2 separate regions of the Mus musculus genome follow, and region 2 is linked to region 1. The links are chromatin contacts, found by Hi-C or POLR2A ChIA-PET in ENCODE. All regions are on one chromosome and are shown on one strand. The core of a region is the stretch at or near the end of the contact, and the rest is flanking DNA. Distances in the headings are between cores, read along the strand shown. Region 1 holds the start of Plekhh2 (pleckstrin homology domain containing, family H (with MyTH4 domain) member 2). Region 2 holds the start of Dync2li1 (dynein cytoplasmic 2 light intermediate chain 1).

Region 1 (4,755 bases), core at 941-3,440:
TGAAGGCATGAAGGTGTCAGGGTGAACAGCTGAGCCTTGTGCAGTAGAAGCACAAGGACTGAAGTGTTCTTGGGGACAAGTTGGGTGAGGTCTGGCACGACGCGGTTGCTGCAGCAGGATCTTGGAGAGAGCGGTACTAAGGGGTAACCACCAAGGAACAGCAGCAGCTATGGGGTGAACTGGCCCGAGACGGGCTTCGTGTGGTGTGCTACTTATAACTACAGTTTTGCTACTGTTATGAATCATAACATACATGTGTTTTCTGATTGTTTTAAGTGACCTCTGAGAAAGGGTTATTCTACTCCAAAAAGGTCTCGACCCACAGGTTGAGAAGCACTGGACTAGAGTTTCTTAGTGGGCAGGAAGACACTATTCTCTAACTGGATAGTGATAACTGCGCAAATATGCCCCAATCCCCTGTCAAAGGGTCGATTTTATGATTTGTGAATTATATCCCAATTAAAAAGAATATATACAAACAAAAATGGATATATACTAAGAACACATTTACAGATTTAACCATTTATTATTAGTTGTTATCCCTGCCAGGAATCTCACCAATAACTCAAATAATAGAGAAGTAACTGTTAACCCCAACTACGAAAAGTACAGTACATATCTCTTACACTTTGCCAGGTAGAGATACCTAGGTAACAATACAAGAAAATTCAAAGTTAACTACATCTATTTGTCTTTAGTTGTTGTAATTATACATTTTTATGATGAAGTAGAAAAGCTTAAAGATGACCAAACATGCATCTGACATCTTTGGTGCCCAACAACCAGGTCATAATAAAAAGAAATTCAAGACTTCAGTTTGGTTTTGTGATAGCTCAAGGTCCAGACAAGAGGCGTCCTGGGTCCCTCTGTAATTCTGTATCTAGGTAGAAGGCAGCTGTAACCCAGCAGAGCTCCACCTTGGCTGGCTAAGAATGGGAATTCTCAACACTTTCAACGTCCCTAGTGACAGGACTGTATGGCTTCCACTTCTAAAAATGTCCTCTCTAAGTTTTGAACTCTAAGGGGATCTACCTTCTCTGCAGGGGGCAGACAAAAACTGAGGTTTTCCAAAGACTTCCAGTGACTTCGGAAATATTTACTGGCACAAAATAAACTGTTTATAGTTGTGGAGTGAACGCTCTTTTCTCTGAATCTCTGACTTCCTGTTTCTTTTCCAGCTCCTAAAAGGGGGTGGGAGAGGTTTGAAAAGACTAAAGTCCTGGGAAGGGAGGAAGGGAGAGAGGGAAAGAGCGAGGGAGGGAAGAAGGAAAGTTACTACCTAGACTCACACTGATGGAATTTAGATAATCCCCTAAAGCCTATATATTCTTTAGAACAGTTGGGTTGTAGGTTATGTCCTGCCTACCCCCAATGCAGAAAAGATGTCTTTAACTAGGCTGAAGCATGCTTGTTCAAAGAACCTTAGCACCTAGCCCTACTTGGGGCATGCCTGCCCTTCAGCGGCACTGCCCAGAACAGCCTTCTCCTCCACACTCCTCCTGGACACACACACACAGCCTATGAGGTCCAGGCTTGCAAAGACTGGAACTTTCACAAAGAAGCCAGTGACCCTCAGGTAGCCGGGCTAGAGGAGAGTTTTTGCAAGGCAGGGTGCCTCAACTCCTCCGGGGACAGATTCGTTTCGGGGTATGTCACCTTAGGGCGCTCTGGCGTCGGGCGGTCGGGCAAGCAGAGGTGTTAAAAATGAAAAGCTGGAGAACTGTGGTCCCGGGGTCCCCTCAAAGCACGGCTCATCAGAAGCGCAGGCCGAACTGTTGCATCGCCGATGGGACCCAAGGCGCGCGGGGACGCGGGGCTGCCCCGCAGCTCCCCTACCCGACGACCCCCAGCGGTACCACAAGCCAGGGGCCCTGCTTTTCTAACAGAACGTCACAGGAGCCCGAGGAACGTAGAGCCGTCCCCAGCCAGCTCCTGCGGGCGACCCGGGACCCGGCCGAGCCAGGGCGCGAGGCGTCCTGCGCTGCATCCCTGTCCCACTCCGCCGACCCCGCCGACCCCTTCCTCGCCGGCAACCCAGGACGCCCTGGTTCCCGGGGTAAGGAACCCGGGAGGCTCGGTCCCCGAGGACGCTGGACCCCGCGCTCTGCCCACCTGCCTACCTCTGCGGCGGCGCCTGATGTTCCGGCTCGCCAGTCACCCGGCTCCGCCGGCTTCCCCGGCTCTCAGCCCGCGCCGACCGCACTCGGAGCTCCGAGCGGCCGGGACAGCGCCGCCTCCTGCGGGATTGGCGGCCGGAGTAGCTAATCGGAAGACGCAGCCGACCACCTGGCGTCACTGGAGGAGGTGTTTATAACTCTAGCTCCTCCCGGTGCCCCTCGGAGTAAAGAGCCCTGACCCAAGAGGTATTCCCACTGCCTTCCCCACACCTAGATTTTAAGGCCTGATGAAGCACTTAGTCACCTCTTTTCCATTCCTTTTGCCTCGATTGGACCTATGGACCATCCTGTTGCATTGTCTCTAGGCGTGAACTCTCTCCTCTGGCCAGTCTGTCTTTCTACATTAACTAGTGTAAGTGTGCACTTTGCCAAGGCCTTTATTGTCTTCCAGGTTGGGTTTAAATGGCCAAGAACGGATTCCGTGTGTAGCCTGAAAAACCTCCCTCGTAGTTGTGCAAGTTTAGTTTTTACAGCTGCTGCTCACACCTCGGGTGACTGTGGTCTGAGGTCTGAGGAATCCAGCTGGGAGCATTGACATGCTGTTTCCTTCCCACCTTTAAAAGTTCTATCTCTCCTCTCAGCCCAGTGAGTCTCCAGACTGCCCCACATAGTGGAAACCTCTGCTCCCGTTTTTTGCCCTCAGAACGTCCGGTTTTTTGCCTCTCTTGGAGTGAGTGCACACGTTTGCCTGACCTACTATTGCCACTGTAGGCCAGCAAGCATTTCAAAGGGAGGAGCTGTTATGTTCTTTTGCAAATCGCACAAAAGCATATTGCGTGAGCACATGAATGATAAATCTGGTTGGATTTCACATCCCAAGCAGGGGCCTAAAGAGGCCAGTCTTGGGAGTTGTTAAGGGACCAGAGAGAGGGGAGAGGGAGGAGAGGGGAGGGAAGGGGAGGGAAGGGGAGGGGAGTGGGAGGAGAGGGACAAATTCTGGATGTTAGAGGTAATCCTTCCCCAGGTCATCAAACTAGGTCAGACAAATTGCTCTCTTTGATACACAGTTCACTAATAGAAGGCATCAGAAGGCTTTTCCCACTTCAGTCTTTTTACAAAAGAAAAAGCCAACCTTATATATATATATAAAAAATACTAAAGTGATAAATTTTGCAAAGTTCCTTAGAGGGAAAGCCCTAAGTGAAAACAAATAAGGCCAGCAAGCAAGCACCAGGCGTCCATGTTTCTTCCAGATGAGCACTAATTTTGGACTGGATCCCAGACAACCCCCACACATCAAATTCTTTCTGCCTTCTGTGGGAGCTGATGATGCATAGCATATGAAAAATTGTCTCCAAACAGCCTTGGCAAACAAGCAGGCTGGACTGGGCTCATTTTACAGAGCATGCGGGAGTTAAATCAACAGTTAAAGTAACTTGCATAATTTAGCACAGCAAGTCAGCAGAGACCCAACAAGAGAAAGACGGAGGATGCCAAAATAGAATCACTTCCGTTTGTGAGTCAGAAACACTAAATAGACTAGTGAGCTGAGTGAATACGTTCAGTCATAAAAAGCAGCTTTCTCAACATGACTGCCATCTTTGTAAGGCTCAGCCAATATTTACTTACAGTCACCTTTTTCTAGAAACATGACAAACTGAATTTGGCTATGATTTTTTTTAAAGGTGCAGTAGCTTCCTTTTTCTGGCCGTAGAAAACAAAACCAAAGCAAACAACCAAAAACCCCAAGCTCCACATGATAGGATGGAATAGTATTCAGAGCTAAAAAGAGGTGGAAGCTGGGCGGCCCGGACCTAAAAGGATCAAGCTCATTGTCAGCTACATAGTGAACCTGAGGTTCGAGAGACTGAAAGACAGACAGGGTGAGACTGAAAGACAGACAGGGTGAGACTGAAAGACAGACAGGGTGATGAGGGAGAGAAATCAAGCTACGGGTTGAATAAGCCTTGGAAAATACACTAAATGAAAAGAGCTAATCACAAAATTGGAAATATTGTATGATTCCGTAAATATGGGATGCTCAGAGAAGTGGATTCATCATTACCCTGGGCTGAGAAAGATGCAGGTGTTCGTCTAGGGCAGTAGTTCTCAACCTGTGGGTTGCAACCTCTTCGAGGGTTAAACAACCCTTCACAGGGGTCATCTAAAACTATTGGAAAACACAGATGTTTACATTGTGATTCACAACAGTAGCAACATTGTAGTTATGAAGTAGCAACTAGAATACTTTATGGTTGGGGTCAGCACATGGGAGCTGTGTTAAAGGCTCACAGCATCAGGAAGGTTGAGAACCACTGGTATGTGGGGGATGAAGTGCTTTGAAGGGTGAGTAATCAAAGTGTCTCTGGAAAGTTCCATACCTGTACATCTCTGACTACACTAAAAGCCATGACCATGTATAACTCAAATGGGTGAGTTGTGTGTTTTATGATAAAACTCAAAGGTATTTTTAGGGGCAGGAGAGATGGCTTAGAGGTCAAGTGCCTGCCACACAGCAGGAGTGGGTCCTCATCAGGCATGTACAAGCTGGGTAGAGTGGTCCCCAGTTATGGGGATGCTGAGCCAGACTCCTGGAGCTCAGTGGGCGCCCAGCCAAGTCAGTGAGCTCCAAGTTCAG
Region 2 (4,755 bases), core at 1,139-3,638, 110 kb before region 1:
CACATCCCACGTTTTCCATGCACTCAATTGACCTCACAGAGGATGCGGAGTGCCATTTCATTCTCCTCACACCTCTCACGACGACGACTAAGTCTCTCATAACATCACTAACACAAGTCAGTCATCCTTCCTACAGATTCCTAAAAGTGAAGTCACTGAGTCCGCAGTGTGACAGCCATTAAGAGACTGACTTACTGAGGGGCTGACTCAGAGGACCCTGGCCTTTCTATGCAATCAAAGCAGAAGGCACAACTGTGTCAAATTATGACATAAAAATAGTTGAAAGTCTTCCAGACATTCTGTTCACGATTATAACTTACCCCCGATCAACGATAAGCCCTTTCTAGTTTATGCTAAATCAGGGTGGACATTTGATTAAAGAGTTTAGAATATGTAAATTTTATCAATATATTAAGGCAATCGCTACATTGTGAAGACTGAAAACTATTAAAAGCATTACCCCGTTTTTACTGCCAATGAAGAAAACAGATTTTTCTCCGATTTCAGCTCCGTCCCCTTCGCTCCCATGACTTCTCCGTTTCTCTACCTCAGCTTTTGCGATTTCCCAGAGAGTTTCACTGCATAAGTAGAAAGACAAATGGCACAGAAACAAAAGGAATCCTTAGAGATATTTATCTCCCGCAGAGAAATTTTATTTCAGTAAGATTTATAAAAATACTATTTCTTGATAGTCAATAGCTAGGTAAAACACTAGAGGACTTTTTTTCTAACTATCTTCACTTGGAAACGGCTCGTGAAGAGTACTGACAGAGCGCCCTAGCATCCATTCCTCTGCTGTGAGCAAACACCGCAACAAGGCAAGGATTTATTTTCCTCATATATCCAGGAGTCACGGTGCGTCGGTAGGTTAAGGCCACAGCAGTTTGCCTCAGCCAGACAGTCACACCCACAGCCAAGAGCAAAGAGAATGACAGCATGCCTATTTGCCCTCTTGGGGTAGGCTAGCTGTCCTCAAGCTCTAGGGACCCGCCTGTCTCCACCCCTCCTCCTAAGTCCCGAGTTTACAGACATGGGTCCCGCACCTTAGGTTTACCAGCTCAGGTCCTCATGCTTGAACATCAAGGACTTTATGCACTGGGCCATCTTCCAGCCCTCACCAAGTATTTGTTGAGCAACTAATGCATGCAAGCCTCTATGCTAATCCTCTAGTTCAAATCTATTGTCTCTGAAATGTCAATAAAAAAAAAAAAGAATATCTGCTTTGGGGGCCACAGTGATTGTTACATTGTCACTGTTCATTTAGTTTTAAACCACAAAAGCTATTGATGGCCTATAATTATTACCAGACTAGAACCTGAATCAGGGCTGGTGATAAAGTCTAAGCCGTTACCGTGCCTGCTCAATTCCCAGAACCCCACAAACAAAACGGGAGTGTTTTAAAATGTCAAAACAGGAAGACAAAGTCAAAATCGAAATCCCGAATGATCTGAACTCTTATTTCACAGGCCGAGGATTCTGCTTGCTCTGTTTACACACCAGTCCCCCAAAATATGGTTCTCTGTTTCTCAAGTACCCAGGGAAAGGAAAGGGTTCTTCAATCTGCCAAAACCCAAACAAAGAAACAAAACCCCCGCACTCACAGTTTCACTACAGTAACCTAAGCTGACTCAATTCCAGCCCGGAACTTCATAAACTCTACCGCAGCTTGTGCCTCTGATCCACAAAGTGGATCATACTGCGCCCTGGTGGACCCTTGGCCCTCTCCCTGACATCTTTGTAGGCCATTCGGAGGGAGGTTCGGGTACTTTAAAGGAACCTGGTAGAGATAAATGTTCAAGTGTATTTCATAAGCCATCAAGACCCCCAACTCTGCGCCTTCAAGGAGATGTTACACTTTCCTCCAAGGTACAGAAGCCCTGTGACACCAGGCAGGGGCCCCTGGGGAGAAGGCTCTGTGGTCTGGTTCACCACCATGCCCTGGCCCGCAACAGCATGTGGCTATCTGAAACACTTCACTGCAATCAGCGAATGGATGGAGTTGAAGATCTTTTCAAGTCGCTTTTTTTTCTAGTTTGTGACAGAATCCTCAAGTTATAGGTCGGGGGGGGGCGGGGAGCGGGGAGGGAGGGAGGGGTTGAGGGGGTTGAGTAGGAGGGTGGGATAGGGATGGAGGGTGGTGACAGCGAGGTACTACTGCTCCGACCAGCTCCGCATCGCCCACAGCGCCAGGGCTGGGTACCTCTGCTCCAACCTTCCGTATCCCTTCCCTATTCTGGTGGGAAAGAGGGCAGGTCGTGAGAGCCCCGCAGGCCGGTTCAGCAATACCTGGGCATGGTGGCTGCGCCGCCCCAGAGTTCCTGGGCTCCGCGTGAGGAACAACCCTGACCCAGGCAGGCTGCAAACACCTAGTTGGGCCAGAGAATGCAGGCTCCTCGGTTGCCATGGCAACGACGTCACGGCCGAGGTTGCGTCCCAAAGAGCAGCCTCATGGGAAGTGTAGTTCTCCACCTTCGGCTTACTTCTCCGTATTCAGCATCAAGCCCTAGGATGCCAGATGATATGGTGAGCATGCTTGTGCATCTGGAATGAAAATGTTGGGGGCTTGAAGGTTTTGTTTGTTTTTGTTTTTGTTTTTAGTTATACGGAGTGCAGACTGCATGCCAGGAGCCTCTGCTCTCTTATCGTTACTTTTTTCCTCTAGTGCCATGATTTGGAAGCTGAAACAATGTTGGGCAGTTACCTAATAAAACATAGGAGGAAAAAATTTCAACTGTTAAAATCAAAACAAGGAACAAGGTGTGCAAACTTTTTGCCCAGTTTTCTCCTCCTCCTCCTCCTCCTCCTCCTCCTCCTCCTCCTTCTTCTTCTTCCCCCTCCCCCTCCCCCTCCCCCTCCCCCTTCTTCTTCTTCTTCTTCTTCTTCTTCTTCTTCTTCTTCTTCTTCTTCGACAGGGTTTCTCTGTGTAGCCCTGGCTGTTCTGGAGCTCACTCTGTAGACCAGGCTGGCCTCGAACTCAGAAATCTGCCTGCCTCTGCCTTCCAAGTGCTGGGATTAAAGGCATGTACCACCACTGCCCAGCTTTGTCCAGTTTTCTGAACATTTGGATGTATGATGTTTTATGAAGCAGTGGATTTATTAATAAGTCAATGAAGTATGTGTTCTCCTACATACTTAATTTGTTTTATGCAGGAGGGCTTATATTTGTTTGAACTTTGTGGGCTCTTTATACATAGGCAGGAATCCCCACAAACTTATATAGAGTATTGCTCTGGGCAATACAGAGTAAGACATGAGATACAAACCCTTTTAAAATAGATGGACACAGCTAATTGTAATCATAACTCAGGGAAAGCAAGCTATTGTAGGAAAGGTACAAAGTGACCACAGCTGAAGCAGTTGACAAAGCATTCATGACAGGCTTGCTATTTGACCTGTTCTGAATGTTGAATAGACCCAGGTCCCAGATCCCTGAATGTCTGAAGGAAATTCTCTCCAAGCCTTTGGGTTCAGTTTCTATGGTGGGACGTATAAGAACATTGGGGTTTGGAATAAGATGAGCTGAGATTCAGTTCCTAGCATGCAGAAGGTTGAATGAATCCAAGGTCTCCTGCAAGCCAGGCAGGTGCCTTGCACCACGAGTTACCACCTCAGCCCTATTGGCAGATTTGAATGTAGAGACAGAAGGAGTATATTCCTGGAAATGAAGCAAAGTGTAGGAAAGAGTCAGGTCAGAAGGTCTGAGGCGAAGGTGTTCAGTGGAGGAAGGACGTTTTCAAAGACAGCCGAACACTCCTCACTCATTGCCCTCTGCGCTCTGGTGCTAGCCAGCCGGTGGCCTGTGAACTCCTGTTACTGTAATGACTTGGGATTCTGGGTTTACAATCTGTTCCTGGGTTTAGCATGCTGTTTAGGAAGTCAGGTAGGTATTAACAACCATTGTGATAACAGTTACGGTGGCTAATGTCATTTCCTAGGCACGACTTGCCAGGTACCTCTTCAAGGCTGTAACTGTTTTGGTTAACCAGGAGAGACGGTTGGAGGAGGGAGTTTGGTAAACGGGAAAGATCAAGGGCAGTGCTTCTCAACCTGTGGGTCGTGACTCCTGTGGGAGGTCAAACGGCCCTTTCACAGGAGTCACATGTCAGATATCCTGCATACCAGACATTCACATCATGGTTCATAACAGATGCAAAGTCAGTTATGAAGTAGCAACAAAATAATTTTTTTCCATTTATTCACTTTACATCCGGATCCCAGCTGCCCCTCTCCTCTCAGTGCCCCCCCCCCACTCCTCCCTCCCTCCATCCTTCCCTTTCTCTTCTGGGTACAGCAAGGCCCCCTTGGGTACCAGACCACCCCGGTGCATCAAGTCACTGCAGGACTGGACACAGAAAAATATGGAATGTTTCACGAAGTTTCACATCATCCTTGTGCATGGGCCATGCTAACCTTCCCTGTATCATTCGTATTTTAGGATATGCACCTCCGAAGCAAGCATGCGATGAAATAATTTTATGTAGGGGTCACCACAACATGAGGAGCTGTATTAAAGGGGGGCACGGAACAGGAAGGTTGAGAACCACTGATCAAGGGTTATCTGTCTGAGCCCTGGTCATCTGCATGAACTCAAGGTGGACTCAGTTGATCTGATTGGGCAGCTGAGTTTTGTCTTCCTCCTTTAATTGCACTGAGGTTTCATAGTTGAACAAAGAAAGTGACCTTTCTTCCTGTACAGATGGAAATCATTCTTTAGTGCAATGCCATATTAGTTACTTTCAGTTAGGATAAAACTCC

The links. A loop is a pair of places that touch in the nucleus more often than their neighbours do. ChIA-PET counts read pairs that join two places held with the same protein, here RNA polymerase II (POLR2A).
Region 2: a loop to region 1 is called in a map of left cerebral cortex, with 2.1 times the contacts of the local background. The contact joins the promoter of Dync2li1 here to the promoter of Plekhh2 in region 1. A Hi-C loop is called at or near these places in 1 of 37 maps with a recorded cell type or tissue (left cerebral cortex). POLR2A ChIA-PET finds 5 or more read pairs at or near these places in 1 of 5 experiments (Patski).

The regions. Positions count from the first base shown.
Region 1 is chr17:84,509,330-84,514,084 of GRCm38, reverse strand. Plekhh2 (pleckstrin homology domain containing, family H (with MyTH4 domain) member 2) reads right to left here and starts at 2,190. Exons shown (of 30, transcript NM_177606.4): 1 at 2,121-2,190.
Region 2 is chr17:84,624,108-84,628,862 of GRCm38, reverse strand. It overlaps Dync2li1 (dynein cytoplasmic 2 light intermediate chain 1), which reads right to left and starts at 2,388. Exons shown (of 13, transcript NM_172256.2): 1 at 2,287-2,388; 2 at 461-578. The coding sequence starts at 2,294. Gm26066 (a small nuclear RNA gene) reads right to left here and starts at 4,457; the gene lies at 4,353-4,457.